2 separate regions of the Mus musculus genome follow, and region 2 is linked to region 1. A link is a contact called in ENCODE Hi-C data. All regions are on one chromosome and are shown on one strand. Each heading gives the region's core, a stretch centred on a gene start or an enhancer-like site at or near the end of the contact. The rest is flanking DNA. Distances are from core to core; before and after follow the strand shown. Region 1 holds the start of Magohb (mago homolog B, exon junction complex core component). Region 2 holds the start of Klre1 (killer cell lectin-like receptor family E member 1).

Region 1 (5,814 bases), core at 2,042-4,541:
TCTTCACAGGAGATAAAATCAAGTTAAGCAACTTGCAGAGCTGCAGAGTATCAAAAGGTCTGTTTTGCATCAACTCTTTCTCTATTGTTCCAAAGTACTCTCTTAATTCCTTTCCTTCATATTAGTGCATTTTGCTAATAATTTTTTTTAAACTAGGAAGCAAGCAAAGGACATGAACTGCCAAGTTTGTTAGCTGCTTTATTTCAACCCATCCTTCAGACCTCTGAAGCCCCTGGTGTGTGCTTCCCTGCATGGTGAGTCAGTTAGGGGCCCTGATACAGCTGTAATGTCTTTCTCATCTGCTAAACTGACAGGTTACCCTACTGGGGTGTACCCCTCAGGAACTGTAGATCTCATGGTTCATTATTTTCCATGTAAGTGGAACAATGCAGTGGCAGAGACGCATGAGAATAAATCCTTACATAAAATTCTCCTGATACTGTTGGAGGTCTTAATTTGAATGACTCAGGGTGCTAAGAACAAGCTGGTGTTATTCAAATGCAAGAGGAACAAGAACAGAATTACAAGAGGAATAAAATTTTTAAAAAGCAATTAATTTTTTATAAAAATAAATAAAACTAGGGCTGGAGAGATGGCTCAGAGGTCAAGAGAACAGTACTCTTCCAGAGATCCTGCATTCAATGCCCAGCAACCACACGGTGGCTCATGGCCATCCATAACGAGATCTAGTGCCCTCTTCTGGCCTGCAGGTATACATGCCAGTGGAATGCTGTATATATAACAAATAAATAAATCTTAAAAAAAAAAAAAGAAAGAAAGAAAGAAAGAAAGAAAGAAAAGAAAAGAAAAGAAAAGAAAAGAAAAGAAAAGAAAAGAAAAGAAAAGAGAAAACTAGAAGACCACTGCCACAACAACAAAATTTGGGAAACAAGGGTGAAGTTATTAAGTTCTAAATAACAGCAGGAACACTGACTGCTATGCTGACTTCTTCCTAAATGCTTGAAACTTTTGGAATCCATGATCCTCTCCTTACCTATCAAAGAACCTCGTGCAAGTCATGCATAAAGCACTTAAGTAAAACCCATACTGTCCTATAGTAGGTTAAATGTTTGTCTCCCAAGTACCTTCAGCTTTGACATTTATATACTGCCCACTACATAATGAACATTCAAAAATAAAAATTCTTGGTGCAGGTAGGCAGAGCTGTCCCAAGACAGAATTGCCTTACACTACACAGGGAGAGGCTCCAACAAACCCCTGATCATTCTGCTCTCCTCTGGTTTTTCTCTCACCCAGAAACCAAGAAGGTTTCTCAGTTTTATCTCAATCAAGTGTCTCATCTTCTAGGGGCAGATTCTTTTTTGCATGGGGAACTTTGTGAGGGGACAGGGTTTGACTGTGTAGCTCTGGCTTTTCTGAAACTCCATCTGCCCCCAGAGTACTAGGATTAAAGACTCAGGGAAGCTGGGCGTGGTAGCACACGCCTTTAATCCCAGCACTCGGGAGGCCGAGGCAGGCAGATTTCTGAGTTCGAGGCCAGCCTGGTCTACAGAGTGAGTTCCAGGACAGCCAGGGCTGCAGAGAAACCCTGTCTCAACCCCCCACCCCCACCCCAATAAAAAGACTCAGGGAAAACTTTTTTTGTTTTGTTTTTCAAGGTCTGATCATTTACTTCTTTGTCTTAAACACTTACTGTTTACTGGACTCAGACTTAAAAGTAGAAGCTCTCATTGAGGACAGTCTATGTCTCTTGGAAATCTGTTCCTGGTATTTTTTTTTTTTAAGCTTCATTCTCTAGGCCAAAAGTTAAGCTTATTCTGTAGCTACCTTGTTTTTCTTAGTGTGTTGCTTCTTGAGAACAATACATTGGAGATGGTGTTGTTGAAGGACAAGTGACGTAAGTAGATGCTGAACCTTGGGTGCTTTCCTCCTGGATTTCTTACAGCCACTGTTGCAGGGCTTTTCAATAGTTCATTAGCAGACATCGTCTTCTTTAGAGTTACTAAAATGCTTTAAGATTCTGCTAGCTTGTTGGGACCAAAAACAGAGGGACAGGGGCTCAGTCCAGCAGTATCAATATTTTTTTACAATAACCAATTTGAAAGCACTCAGATTGGCATTCATAATATATCAAGAACAGACCTGCAATTCCTCTCTCCAGCTCTCCTTGGTCTATAGAAGTATGCCCCTTACTCAACAGCAGGTACACTCTGCTCTGGGTCAAGAAGCCTTGTTTTGTGGGAAAAGCTTGTTTGTCATTCCCCCAGTCCTTGGTTGTGACTGGGACCACACAACACTTCCCCTCTTCACCCAGAGCATCAGCGGCTACCCCTGTGGCCATTTGCTTCTTGCTGAAAGTATGAAGTTTGTATTGATTGTCCCCTTGAAAGAGTTCTGACAGCTGGTGGCTAGGAAGGAGATTTTCAGACTCATTTAGACAAGGCTGGCCGACTGCCTAGGAGGTGGCACAAAAAGAGCTTCTAGGAGCATTTCCACTGACTCCCTTACCTTTGGCCATCATCCACTAGTGAAGAACTGTATTTCAAACCTGACACATACCACATTCCTGTGTTCAGACACGGGGCTCCTCCCCTATAAAGCAGCTTTAACACATACCATGAATGAACGAGTAGGCCAAAGAGGTCACCTAAAGATTCCATGCATCCTCTGGAGTATCACTTGATAATTCTGTTAACACTCCCGGAGCACAGGTTCTCTGCTCTAAGTTTCCGATTCCTATATGTTCAACTTTTCAGGAGTGGCAGAATTCGCTTTTCTGAATTACTTTACAGCATTTTTTTCCCTCTCACAAACATAACCCATGTCTGCTCTCACAAATACAGCACAAGCCTGCTACAAAAGCAAAGTCTTCCAATGTTGGAATGAAACCCTTCAAGCCCTTCTGGGAGTCTGGGGCATGGTGACACGCCTGTCATCCCAGCATCCCAGAGGCTGAAGCAGGAGGATCGTGAGTTCGAGGGCGGCTTGGACTACACAACAAGGCCCTTTCTCAAAACTAAACAAGTAAATTGAAATAAAGAAGAAAGGAAACACACACACACACACACACACACACACACACACACACACACACACACACACGCTGAAACCCGCTCCCTGGGCGGCTCGCCCTCCCTCGCAGCCCCTCCGCCGCTCACCGTCCGGCCGAAACTCGAACTCCAAAAACTCGTGCCCAAACTTGCCCTTATGCCCGACGTAGTAGCGAAGGTAGAAATCACTACCCATAGACATTTTTACCCTCGGTAAAGCCCGCTATACCGCGGGGCCAACGTGCCGCCGGCGCGAGGTAGTGACGTCACGGGCGCAGGCAAAGCGCGTCACCAAGGGCGCGTTTACTCCGGTAGGGAACGAAATCCCGGAAAACTGAAGAGGAAGCAAGAGACCCCCAAGAGAACTGAAGGTTCGCATTGGAGCCACCACGATCTCGAGCGCTTTTTTTTTTTTTTTTTTCTTTTTTTGGAAAAGATTTTCATGTCTTCGATTTTTACGTTTTAACTCTGTGACGATGTTATACACGTACATGATGAATTTTAGTCGCTCCCACCATGTTATCTTCTCTCATCCCTTCTCCGCTGAACCAGTCTTACCAATAAGCCCTCCTGTACGTTTACGCCTTGTTTTTGTCTGGGTTGAGGGGAGGCTCACCGAGTTTAATAAGGGTGGCTTGCATGAGCGCGTTGGTGGATACAAAGTCCCGGATTTCATTTTGGCATTCTATATTTTGGTTGAGCCACACTCCACCTCTTCCTCATCTACTGCCCCCAACCCTTGGGCCCAAATTATTCCCGCTGCACTTTCTTGTTAAATGTATCCTGTTACACTTCCCACTCTATTTCTTTAACCTACACTCAGTATCCTCTCTGGTTTAATAACCTACACTCACTAGCACATAAATACACTCATACAAAAGCTAAAATTCTATACAAGATTTGTCTTAATACTTCATCATTACCTCACTATAATAATTGCCAGATTTGTCCGTTTTCCTGTATATTTTATCTTAGCAAAGAAATAGCTAGGGATTTTGTTTCTTTGTTTTCTTCTCGTTTGTTTAAATGGGCTTGGAAGGAACAGATGTAAAACCACTTTTACTTTCGAGTTGCCCTATGCTATAGGTGTGTCTTTTTCTGAGTTTTGAACTAAGGTTTACAAGCTGTACTTATTGTGGGTATCTCTGATCTCGAAGCACATTGTAAAGTGGGGTGTGACTCTACTTCCTGAAACTGGTGAACTGAGAAAAGATACATTCCGGTGGCAACCAGAACACAATCTACCAGAGTCCCTTTTGGTAATACTTCAAAATTTCCAGTAGCTAACAGCCCAGACGGAGACACAGAGTAAAATGAATCTGTCTGGTGGGAGTTTGATGTTTAAATAGCACATGAAACTGAAAAGTCCAGATAGTCATCATAGAAGAGTTTTTCATAGTATACTACAACTCATGAGTCACTAAGGGTTAATGGTTAGTACCCTATATATTTGCAGGGCTAGGTCACAGTTCTCAACAGTTTGAGTTGGAAAAATACGGAACATCCAAGTGTAGTCTTGAAGAGCACAAAATGACAGTGAACTGCACCCAGTTCCCTCGTTCCAATTCCTGATCACCTTTCTTTTAGCACCACTGAGTAATCCTATCGGTGACTGATGGCCTTCTGTCACAATCCTAAGAAAAAGAGTCCAGTCTCAGTACTGGTCCCACGTAACCTTGGACAAGTCATTATCTCTCAACCTGTTTGATCATTAACTAACTAGATACACAGTGATCAACTGCCAAACACAGACCTGAGAAAATTAAACAACATGTATATGATATGCTTTGAAATCTATGCAACACGAGTTTTAACAAGCCTTTTTCTATGTGCCAGAGCAGATGGAAGTTAGTAATAAAGCAATCACAACATTTACACCTTCAGAATAAAAAGAAAGCAAACATATAAGGCAAACACCAGCAAAGGGAAGTAACTGGTATAGTAAAGAATGCATGCAATAGAACAGCTCTGTATGAAAAGGGCAAGTAGTTTTATTGGGGGGTGGAGTTAGAAGTTTACAAACAAGGGTGGTATTAAAGAAGACATATAAAAGGTGCTATTTGAATTGACTTTTTTGGTGACCATATTCTGTGAATGTCTTGGCAGTATAGACAAGCATTTCAGTGCCTTAAAGTAAAGCTGGGTGGTGTGAATGTTTGTATTTGGGGAAAGAAAAAAAACCCCACAATATCTACACCTGAAATCAATAAGTTGCTAGACTTATTGGGGTTTGAGAAAGTGGAGTAACTGTCAAAGCAAGTTGGGGCAGGTTCTCTTTGGCCTTCTTAATAGTTATGTAATTGTTAAATTTGCTCACTCCTGTAGTGGGGTGGTAGGCCGCTATTTAGGAAAATATATTAGAGATGTAAATCAACCTTACCATCAGGATGCCCAACCCTTTCAATTTGTCCAGATTTGAGAAGGATTTTTGGGAAGTAAGGGATGGAAAACTTTCAGTTTTAAAACTGAGAAGGACCTGATTTATTACAAGAATAATTCACAGAAACTTAAGCAATGTGTTTTTATAGCCTCTGTGGAAATATCAGCTAAAATCCCTTTCACTGAATTATACAGAAAGGCTTGTTCAGTGGCCTTAGGATGGCTCTCTGTGCATTTCCTTTAAAATTTTCACACATGTATCAAGTTCATGTTCCTATTTACCTAAGTAGAACTATAGATGTCAGGATTTAAGCCTACTTAAACGCAGTGTAAAATACACACAGTGTTAAGACTTTCTCTTTTTTATTAGATATTTTCTTTATTTACATTTCAAATGTTATCCCATTTCCTAGTTTCCTCTCTG
Region 2 (6,177 bases), core at 3,468-5,967, 1.7 Mb before region 1:
CTGTGAAACAAGGAGCACAAAAGCCCCATGTGAAGTTCTTGTCTTAGTGCCATGTCAGATTTCTTTTTCTTTTTAAGATTTAATGAGGATATAGGCTCCAGAAAGTTAACATCCAACTTATAAAGTCAGGAGGAGACCAATCAACTTAAAAATGGATGTGAATGCAGTTGTGGTTACTCATGTTCCAGAGAAGTTGCCTTTGACAAGCAAAGCAAAGAAGCTGCACACAGGACCACTCCACAACAGAGTGAATCTCATTGTTACTACAGAAATCAGAGTAGCCATCTAGGAAAGTGCTAATACCAGTCTGTAAATATCTCATTTCCTAATATGAAATCATTTTTTTCTACAGCCTAAACTAGACTTGAAGTCTTTGTATAGTGCAGGTAGTGATTTTGACTTTTCTCTATGTTCTGTCCCTTTCTGCCAAAGGGTAGATGAAAAATTGCTTCATTTTCTCATGTCTTTCAAATTTGTAATCTTATTTGCCACATAGGGAAGAAAACCTTGCTTGGACTCATGGCTTCAGTCCATGACCAGTTGGCCTGGCTATTTGAACCCTTGTTAGGACAATGCATTATGGCAACAGAAGCCACACTGTGGAAATAGATGGCTTATTCCATTACAGCAGCAAAGTACAAGATCTCCCTTTCCAGATCCAACCCCCATCACCTTTCTACCAATAGGACCCCCTCTCAGGGTACTGCTATGTTCCATCAATGCCACAGGTGAGGTGAATGAACAAGTGTTTACAGCTCTTTATAAATTCTTAACAGGATAGAAACATTTGTGCATGGTTTTGATGGACAGAAGTGAGATTATCCAAACCTTTTATATAAATATATTAAATATAATATCTGTATATTTTTCATAATAGGGAGAGTTCGTTCCTTCCTCAAGACCTGAACTTTTCAGAGTACCTTACAGGATGAGACCAGGCTCAGACAAAGATGGGTCAGTGATGGACTAGACCACACCTAACTGCAGGTCAGGACCAAGAAGGTGGACATGGGAGTGGGGAATGGCTACTAGATCATGTTGGGCATCTTGAATATATCTTCCTTTTCTGATTTTCCTTACTAATTTTCTGCTTTCAGTTGATTTATCAACAATAGAATTATTTACTTGTAGGGAAATAAACCACTTAGCATCTATCATCTATCATCTATCATCTATTCTGACATGCGTGAGTGACCCTAGTTAAGTAGTTTGCAAGGCAGTTCCATGGCCCCAAATTTCCTTCACAGTTTGGGAGGCCATGAGGGTGACCTTACAGGTGGTCATGGTAGGCAGGGAAGTGAGCCTTGAAAAGTTGCAGATAAAAAAATCATTTCAGATTGACTTCATCAACTTGGATCAAAGCTCAGGAGTCTGATGCCAAGTGGTTTATTTCCAGCATATTTAAACAGTATAATTTGGTAAAAAGTTTCCTGGTACAATACAATTCCTGGTGTACAAGAAAGTATGACTACATTAAAACTTAACTCAGGGTACATGTCATGTCTTCCAAGAAGATGAGTTTGAGAGATAGGCTACCTGTATTAGCTTGAGGGCCTACTGAGGATCTGGCCTGGTATAAGTTATACAGATAAATTAGATAATTTAGATAATTTAGATAATTTAGAGATATTTTGGGCTATTGGTGATAACTGGTCCTGGTTATGGGAGCTTGGGGAAGCCTCTGGATATACAGATTACTGTATATTACTAGCCACCTCTGGTTCTGATTGTTGGAGCTTGATATGATCTGACCCAACAGATCAACAGGCTGTTAATCACTTCCAATCCTCAGCTTTGTGGATGGAAGAACAGATTTTACGTCTATCCCTTTGAGAGGACGATTGTGCTTAACATTCCTAAGTTCTGGAGGCACAAGGACATTTATGAGGTGCTCTCAACAAGGCTAGATTTTTAAAATAACTATGGTCATTTTCTGCCTAGACATTAGGTGGCAGGCTAGATCCATTTAATGACTCCTTGTATCTGTAGCTGTCACAGAATAACCAATACCACATTAAAAACTAAACAAAACAAACCACCAACAACTCCAGTGTATCAATGTATTAAAGCATCAAATATATCAGACTTTAATGTAAGAATGCCAGCTTAAGTGTTAAGGGAACCAAACACCTTTTAAGTGAAAGTATATGTGATCAATAATGCATGGAGAAATGGAAATGAAAGCAAGATAGTCTTCAAGAAAAAAAACACAGGCAATAGCCATCTGTAGAACCCTAACAGTGTGGGAAATCATGGCTAGAATTGACAAAGGAAATCAAAATCCTCTGCACAGATGAGGGGAAGAACATTACCCGAATGAGAAGAGAGCTTAGAGAGTGAAAGACTTTCATAATGTCATCCAATGACAAATATGCACATGAAAGTTCCTGGAAAGAATCTTGCCTGACTAGATTAGATTTTGCAGAGGATGAAATGTTGCAGATCCAGCTTTGTGTCTTCAAAACTCAAGTAGTAGTTTCTACACACCCATACTATGATGGAACTATCATTCTTGAGTTATCAGCCTATGTATCTATGGATGGAAAAAAGAATATATAAATGTATTGCTCATGGACACAGACACAGACACACAGACACACACACAGACACACAGACACACACACACACACACACACAGAGGAATATTACCTAGCTATAAAGACAAGTAAAATCATGTCATTTTTGGGAAAATATACAAAATTGGAGAGTGCTATTTTAAATAAAATAACAGTCAAAGAATGAAAAACAAAAACGAAAGGAGGAAATATTTAAAGGAGTTTTAGAAAGGCACAAGTCCCTTATGCCCCATTTCCTGGACCTTTTTCTTGCTAGCTGAGTCAAAATTTCTAGAGATTATACTGCCTAAAAAGATCACACATATAATTGCTAAGATGGGTAGTTAAGTATGCCCAGGTAGAATATGTTGCGGCATTTTGTTTGTATGTATATGATCTATGTAAATTTTATTTATTTATTTATTTATTTATTTATTTATTTATTTATTTATTTATTTATTTATCTATCTATCTATCTATCCACCCATCCATCCATCCCTTTATCCATTCATGCTTTTGTTCTTAAAAAATTCCTTTCTTGTGTGTAAGCCTGTCTAGTGTGCTCATAAATGACCCAGTGATTTCATTTATACTTCAAAGAGTTGCAATGTTTTCTTTCTTCCCTCTAAATACTGTAATTCCAAAATCCCTAAATCTCTTTCCAAGGTTGATGGCCCTGAGGGTCACTTCTCTCTGATACAATTCAAATTGTATCTCCTGATCAACAACCAGGCCAAGTTTGTGTCAGTTTGGCTCATCTTGACATTCTTTATTGCTGTCAAGTCCAGAATCCAGACATCTCAGCTGCACATAAATAGTAGAGGCCCCAGGACTGTGAGGCAGACTCCTCAAACTGCACAGCTAGGAGAATTGAGCCATTTCCCAGGCCTCTGAGTGAAGGGGGACTATCAGGGATACGAAAAGAGACCCAGGATGAGAATAGTTGGAGGATATAAGACTCCACAGACTGGTTCAGGGGACTCATGGCCAGAGTCTTTCTTACCCTCCCACTCTTAAGCATGCTTCCCACTGGTGGCAGTTTTGGGGCTGCAAATTCACAGAATCTCCTCCACTCTGTTTGTTTTCTTTCCGGACTTCTCATTACTAGAATGTTTAAGACACTTAGTGATTCTGAAAGTCTGGCCTGGGGAGAGTAACAGTAATTTTGTTTCCCATCTTTTTAGTTACTTAACTTTCAATTTTACAAAAAAAAGATGCAAAACATGAGACAGAACTTCTGCATATGTATACGTAGTCAAAGAGAAATCCACTAGGAAGAATTCAATAGGCAAACAACTTATTCAAGATGATAGAAGTAGGGGAAAGTAATGGAGTTCAATTCTGAAGCAAAAAGCAGAAACAAAAGAGAGAGATAACATGAGCTAATGGGAAAATCCATGAAGGCTTTACAGAGAGGTCAGCCAATGGCTCAGATGTTTGTTGTCCCAGTCTGTGCTTTCTGAAGCTGAGCTGGGCGTTTACACTTTCTTTCTTAAAGACTGTATTAGTATTCTTAAGGAATGTCTTTACCTGAGTCTTTGACAGAGGCATTCCTAGGGCATAAGTCTGGGAACAGGCTGAAGATTTATATCTCAGAATGTACTACAGTCTTCAAAGGTAATACTTTGAAAAACATGCAGGTCAGCCAGTAATAGTCTGGAAGAAAACTGTCTAAAATAAAATTTAGTTAAGTTCAAATGAAAGTTAAGGGTGACCACACCCATCCATATTCACACAATAGCACACACACTCACGCGCGCGCGCGCGCACACACACACACACACACACACACACACACACACACACAGAGGCACACACACACATCATTCTCATGCCATTCTGACTCGATTGTGTTTAAGCTGTGGTTCCAGAGAGTCATATATGACATTGTAGTGAAAATGTTCTTATGGGAATGGAATATTTGATTACATCAATGTTTGCTTGTTTTTTTTCAAGATCCATGACTTGCTGTGCCTGGGAATGAATGCACAGCCTCATGAGTATTGAGTAGTGGATGGACACATGATCTTACTTGAGTTTTAAGCTATGCTCTCACCCATATTATGGGTGCTAAACGGAAATGTAAAGCATTAGTGAGGACTTTGCTATGGGGCTGTGAAGTGTGATCAAGCAGCTTCCTCCCCTGTTCCCAGTTCAGTCTTACATATCCTGCTCCAGACCCTGCTGATTAGCACATATTAAAGTTTTAACATCTGTGCCTGGAATTCCCTCTTTGCTTCAGGTATGTCTGATCATTTCTGGTTCAGAGTTTGGAACATATAACTTATATAATTTGTTCTAGGGGGAATAAATCTCCCTCAAGGCATGGTTTAAAGTTGTTTATTATACCTTTATCTTATGCGTATTGGTGTCATGTCTGCATATATGCATGTGCACACTGTGTGTACCTGGTGCTCCAGGCAACTACAAGAGCGCATGGGATAGCCTGGATGGGGAGTTACAGAGGATTGTGAGCCACCACGTGTGTTCTGGGATGTTCACTGGGAAAGTAGCTAGTGTTCTTAACTACTGAGCTATCTCTCCAGCCTTGTTTAAGGCATTTTAATTGAAAATAAACACCAACCAGAGTACACAAGCAAGCAAGCTTTCATTTTATTTGATTCTCATTCCCAATCTACAGAAATCAATGACAGACCAAAGTAACGATACTACAACTTCCAGCTTGGTATGGTGACTTTCAGATATAACAATTTTCACAGGAAAGCTTCTCTGGAACCTGAGTCACAAACAAGTGATGGCATTCTGGTCAGTTTTCCTCAGCTCTGCCACGGAGGGTCAAAATTAGCAAATAGCATACAATTAATTTTCCTCCCACTTTGAGTTTAATATATTTTAGTATTTTATATATCTTGGTTTTGTTGTTGTTGTTGTTGTTTATTCATTTGACAAATCACACTACTTGAATAACAATACAGATTTTAAAAATGTTTATAAGCTATTTTTATCTTTTAAAGTATTTTAATTAATTATTTCAAAATTGTTTTTTTTCATTTTGTTTTTGTTTCAGTTTTGTTTGTTTGTTAATTTTTATTTTTTATTTATTTTTGGTTTGTGAAAGAGTTTCACTATACAGCCCTGGCTGGTCCAGAAGTTTCTATGTAGATCAGGTGCTGACTTCAAACTCAGGAATGTGCCTGCCTCTGCCTCTTGGATCTTTGAATACTATTTTTCAGTTTATATTAAAGACAAGACTTCCTTCCTTCCTTCTTTCCTTCTTTCCTTCTTTCCTTGCCTCTTTTTGTGCATATGTGTTTGTGTGTGTGTGTGTGTTGCTAGAGATAAACTTAGTACCTTATACATGCTAAGCAAATGCTGTATTAATAAGCTATACAATCAGCCTAGTCACATTTATTTAAGAACTAATTTGGCCAGGAGAATTAGAAGTTCAAGACCTGTCAGTAGTGTAGTGAGAATCTGTCAAAACAAACAAACAAACAAACAAACAAACAAACAAACAAACAACACTGGAAATTTAGCCCACTTATAAAGCACTTATGTAGCATGCACAAGGTGCTGGATTGGAGCCTAAGTACCTCACTGTTTTAAGAAAAGAATTAACTAAATAAAGTTAGTTTACTTAATTTACCTCTAAGTTTCTGGT

Evidence for each region. A loop is a pair of places that touch in the nucleus more often than their neighbours do.
Region 2: a map of heart shows a loop between it and region 1 (5-fold over the local background). The contact joins the promoter of Klre1 here to the promoter of Magohb in region 1. A Hi-C loop is called at or near these places in 5 of 37 maps with a recorded cell type or tissue (heart, left cerebral cortex and v-Abl transformed pro-B cells).

The regions. Positions count from the first base shown.
Region 1 is chr6:131,289,953-131,295,766 of GRCm38, forward strand. Magohb (mago homolog B, exon junction complex core component) reads right to left here and starts at 3,292. Exons shown (of 5, transcript NM_025564.2): 1 at 3,120-3,292. The coding sequence starts at 3,213.
Region 2 is chr6:129,573,569-129,579,745 of GRCm38, forward strand. It overlaps Klre1 (killer cell lectin-like receptor family E member 1), which reads left to right and starts at 4,718. Exons shown (of 7, transcript NM_153590.3): 1 at 4,718-4,797.